2 separate regions of the Homo sapiens genome follow, and region 1 is linked to region 2. Evidence: read pairs that join two places in POLR2A ChIA-PET (ENCODE). Cell type or tissue: Caco-2. All regions are shown on one strand. Region 1 overlaps MCU (mitochondrial calcium uniporter). Region 2 has its middle 4.6 kb from the start of MICU1.

Evidence for each region. Peaks named below come from ENCODE experiments on the same cell type or tissue, not always from the same donor. Only the 100,000 strongest peaks of a DNase experiment are listed, where the experiment ranks them.
Region 1: POLR2A ChIA-PET joins it to region 2 with 12 read pairs; 6 of 35 experiments call an interaction of 5 or more read pairs at or near these places.

Annotation. Positions count from the first base shown.
Region 1 is chr10:72,739,729-72,742,228 of GRCh38, forward strand. All of the region lies in intron 1 of MCU (mitochondrial calcium uniporter), which reads left to right. Among named protein-coding and RNA genes, the nearest start is that of MIR4676, 20 kb to the left of the region's middle. In Caco-2, no CTCF peak of the experiment used is centred here; a DNase peak (open chromatin) is centred at 1,033.
Region 2 is chr10:72,629,467-72,631,966 of GRCh38, forward strand. No RefSeq gene overlaps it. Among named protein-coding and RNA genes, the nearest start is that of MICU1, 4.6 kb to the left of the region's middle. In Caco-2, no CTCF peak of the experiment used is centred here; no DNase peak of the experiment used is centred here.

The sequences.
Region 1 (2,500 bases), 110 kb after region 2:
TTCAGTGGTGCGATCTCAGCTCACTGCAACCTCCGCCTCCTGAGTTCCAGTGATTGTCTTGCCTTAGCCTCCCGAGTAGCTGGGATTACAGGTGCACACCACCATGCCTGGCTAATTTTTGTATTTTTGGTAGAGACAGGGTTTCACCCTGTTTGCCAGCTGGTCTTGAACTCCTGACCTCAAGTGATCTGCCTGCCTCAGCCTCCCAAAGTGCAGGGATTACAGGTGTGAGCCACCGTGCCCAGCTGAAAATTAAGATTTTTATTCTCTTCTCTTATGATCCCATCAATCATTGTCTTTTCTCCTCGATGTGTGTTGGTTAGTAGCTGTCTTGCCTACTGTTCTGTGGCCAACTGTAAAAAGAGTGCCATCACCGGGCACGGTGGCTCACGCCTGTAATCCCAGCACTTTGGGAGGCTGCGGTGGGCGGATCACAAGGTCAGGAGATGGAGACCATCTGGCCAACATGATGAAACCTCGTCTCTGCTAAAATATAAAAAATTAGCCGGGCATGGTGGTGTGCACCTGTAGTCCCAGCTACTCAGGAGGCTGAGGCAGGGGAATTGCTTGAACCCGGGAGGCAGAGATTGCAGTGAGCCAAGATCACACCACTGCACTCCAGCCTGACAACAGAGTGAGACTCTGTCTCAAAAAAAAAAAAAAAGGGTGTTATCTTCATGATTTTCTCACTTCTGGTGTGAACCTGACTCTTCCATTATCTCAGGATGGGAAGCTCCATAATTTGTTAATAGTGAAATGACTAGAATATACTATTAGAAATGGTTTTCCAAAATCAAACTTATTTATCAGTTTTGTTGGAATGTCTTGAACAATGAAGCTTCAGAATTGTGATTTTTATTTCTATATTTCTTTCTGACTTCTCACTTGTATTCCTATTTATATTTTGCATGTTTGTTTTCCTGATTTCTGATTTGGATTCCAGTGAGGTCGTAAGAGCTAATGTAGTACAAGGGTTGAGTTCAAACCAGCAGGTGCTATGAGTCATTTGCTCCTTTGCTGGGGCAGCCAGTGTGCTGCTGTTAAGTGTGGCTGTGTCTCAGTGAGCTCTCAGGAAAGATCCATTTAATCCAATTGTGACAGAGGGGAGATGAGAGCATGGTTCTGAGAGAAAAAGTTTACAATCTCATAGGCAAAGACTTCTTGGATACATAAAAGGATTCTAACTGTGTTTAACGTAATATAGGCTTTTCCATTGTATTTTAATAGTTATCAACAATATATTAATATTTACTTAGTCATGCATTTATTTATATATTTAATTGTAAACACAATTAACAATCTTTTTTTCTCAGATACAATAGTTAATGAGTTTATAATTGAGTTCTTGAGAGAATAGCGTTTTCTTTTTCTTTTTTTTTTTTTTTTTGTGTGACGGAGTCTCACTCTGTCCCCCAGCCTGGAGTGCAGTGGCACGATCTCGGCCTACTTCAGCCTCTGCCTCCTGGGTTCAAGTGATTCCCCTGCCTCAGCCTCCCAAGTAGCTAGGATTACAGGCGCCCACCACCACACCCGGCTAATTTTTTGTATTTTTAATAGAGGTGGGGTTTCACCATGTTGGCCAGGCCGGTCTCAAACTCCTGACCTCAGGTGATCCGCCCGCCTTGGCCTTCCAAAGTGCTGGGATTAAAGGCGTGAGCCACCGTGCCTGGCGAGAGTAGCATTTTCTTGACCATAACTAAATACAGATTTCAATAAGCATAAGCAAATTATGTCAAAAATATGTCCAGTTTACTGGCATTTACTGAAAAGGATAAACATAGAGAGACAGTCTTCTTTTGACAGTAGAAGATATTTCCATGCCAGGTAAAGTGAGAGGCATCTTAACAGTGAGAAGAGTGTCCATGTTCCCTGTGGTCAGTGGCCACCAGTGTTGACATTTCCTGTGTTATGCTGCCAAGTTGATGATGGCTTGTAGGTTATGTGTATCTAAAACTTCTGTCTGATTAGTCTTCTTATCCTTTTCTGTGTATAGTCATGCACTGCAAAACGACATTGGAGACTGGGCCTGGTGGCTCACGCCGGTAATCCCAGCACTTTGGGAGGCCGAGGCGGGTGGATCACGACATCAGGAGATCGAGACCATCCTGGCTAAGACGGTGAAACCCTGTCTCTACTAAAAATACCAAAAATTAGTCGGGCATGGTGGCGGGCGCCTGTAGTCCCAGCTACTGGGGAGGCTGAGGCAGGAGAATGGCGTGAACCCGGGAGGCGGAGCTTGTAGTGAGCCGAGATCACTGCCCTCCAGCCTGGGCGACAGAGCAAGACTCCGTCTCAAAAAAAAAAAAAAAAAAAAAAACAAAAACGACATTGCAGTCAACCATAACCTGCATATATGGATGGTCCCATAAGATTATAGTATCGTATACTGTACCTTTTCTATGTTTAGATATGCCAATATTTACCATTGTTTTACAGTTGCCTATACTATTTGTTACAGGAACATGTTGTACAGGTGTGTAGCCTCGGAGCAATAGGACAT
Region 2 (2,500 bases):
TTAAATGCTATTGTATATTTTGTCTAGTCATTTTGGCATCAAGTAGAACATTTAATGGAAAGGAGAACAAGACAGAGACAATTTACAGACTAGGCCAATCTTATACAAATAAATATGAGATGTGAGTATTCTTTCTTCATTTCTTTTTTTTTTTCTTTTTTTGAGACGGAGTCTTGCTGTGTCACCCAGGCTAGAGTGCAGTGGCACAATCTTGGCTCACTGCAACCTCCACCTCCCAGGTTCAAGTGATTCTCCTGCCTCAGCCTCCTGAGTAGCTGGGATTACAGGCATGCGCCACCATGCCTGGCTAATTTTTGTGTTTTTAGTAGAGATGGGGTTTCACCATTTTGGCCAGGCTGGTCTCGAACTCCTGACCTCGTGATCCACCCGCCTCAGCCTCCCATAATGCTTGGATTACAGGCGTGAGCCACCGCATCTAGCTCCTTCTTCATTTCCAAGAGTATAGAGTAAGTTAGCAGAATTCAAGGTCATAACCAAACACAGCTATATTCTACATTAGAAATCTGTCCATCAATTCAGTATTGTTTTTCAGGATGCTATGCAATGTGTTCCGAGTCATATAAATGTATGATATCACTAATCAAGGTTTATATCTCCTGTACAAACTAATAATAAGACTCCTCTGGTGACCAATAAAATTTGAAGTCAAAATTCTTTCACAGACATATATTGAATACCTACATATTAATATATGTAATGCTCACAACTAGTGCTGGGCTTGTAAAAATTTATAAGCTCGATTCCTGCCCTTGGGCAACTTGTATCTATAATGAGACTTGCACCACCGTAAAAATGTATTTTTTAACAAGTTCAGTAGTTCCCAAACCAGTCTGGTGATCAAATGCCTGGGAATTATCTGAGGAGATTTTTAAAATACAGATTCTTGGATCATGAGACACACTGCTTCAGTGAACCAGGGTGATGCTCTGGAATCTGGATTTTAAAAGTCCCAGGTGATTCCCCTGCAATGATAGGATTGGGAATGAATACTAAGTCCTGTATACTTGACAAATAGATTTGATCTTTGCCCCCAGGACTATCATACTATCATATGCAAAATATAATGTTTATTTATTTCATCTTCAGTATTTCAAAAGTGTGTTGTGTTGAAAGATCTGTGTTATCAAGGGACAGTATTTAATGTCATTCACTAAAAATAGAAATTGGTGTCCTTATGTCATACATTTTATAGTTCATCTATTCTTATCACATTAAAATAATATGTGTTACCACAGCAGTCTCCAACATATCACACCACTGTAAAAAACAAAAACATCTTTTGCAACAAGTATCAGACTACAAAAAGTTTATTTTCTAAAGCTTTCATTCAGTTTCTTTAAAATGAATTCAATGAGATGGTCTTTGTTTTATTACACTTATCTTCAGGGTTCCATAGATTATGGTATCTCAAAACCTATGCAGTCGTCCATCACAAACTCCTTTTGAATATATATATCAGAGACAGAGACAGAGAAACAAAGAGACAGAGAGTCTTAGAGTCTTACTCTGTCGCCCAGGCTGGAATGCAGTGCACCATCTCAGCTCACTGCAGCCTCAACCTCCCAGGCTCAAGTGATCCTCCCGCCTCAGCCTCCTGAGTAGCTGAGACTACAGGTGCAAACCACCAGCCCTGGCTAATTTTTTGTAATTTTTGTAGAGACAACATATCACTATGTTGCCCGGGCTGGTCTCGAACTCCTTGGCTCAAGAGATCCACCCACCTTGGCCTCCCAAAGTGCTGAGATTACAGGTGTGAGCCACCACACCCAACCTTTTTGAAGTTATATTGTACTTGAGTAGCTATCTAGAGACTTATGACCCATAGTTGTTCTTGCAGTGAGTATTCTTCTCTAATACTTATAGCCAGAATTAATTATGTTCAAATAAATATGAAAAAAATTTTAAAAAAGCTTAAATGTTTCCTGGCTTTTTACCACTAGGAGGTGGGAGGATGGCATAAATATGATGATTTATAAAAATTGACATATTCTCCTTGATTTTATGATTGAAACTAACTTCAAAATTAAAGAATCTCTGCCCAGATCTTGATTTCTGAACTACCTTTCTCCACAAAAAGGAACTAAGTCTTCTTGAAAACAGGGCTGGTTTCAAGTCTACAGCAGGAATGTACAAGATGACCTGGAACATCTTGTTGTGTCCAAAAGTAAGGAAGCAATCAGAAAATAAAATGAGGACATGTCAAAGGGAGCCAGCTTGAAGGCCCATCACTGGCCAAATCTGGGATAATTGGAGTACCAGCATAAGAACAGTAATAAGTGGCTGGGCGGGATGGCTCACGCCTGTAATCCCAGCACTTTGGGAGGCCGAGGCGGGCATATCACAAGGTTAAGAGATTGAGACCATCCTGGCCAACATGGTGAAACCGTGTCTGTACTAAAAAAATACAAAAGTTAGCTGAGTGTGGTGGTGCGTGCCTGTAGTCCCAGCTACTCGGGAGGCTGAGGCAGGAGAATCGTTT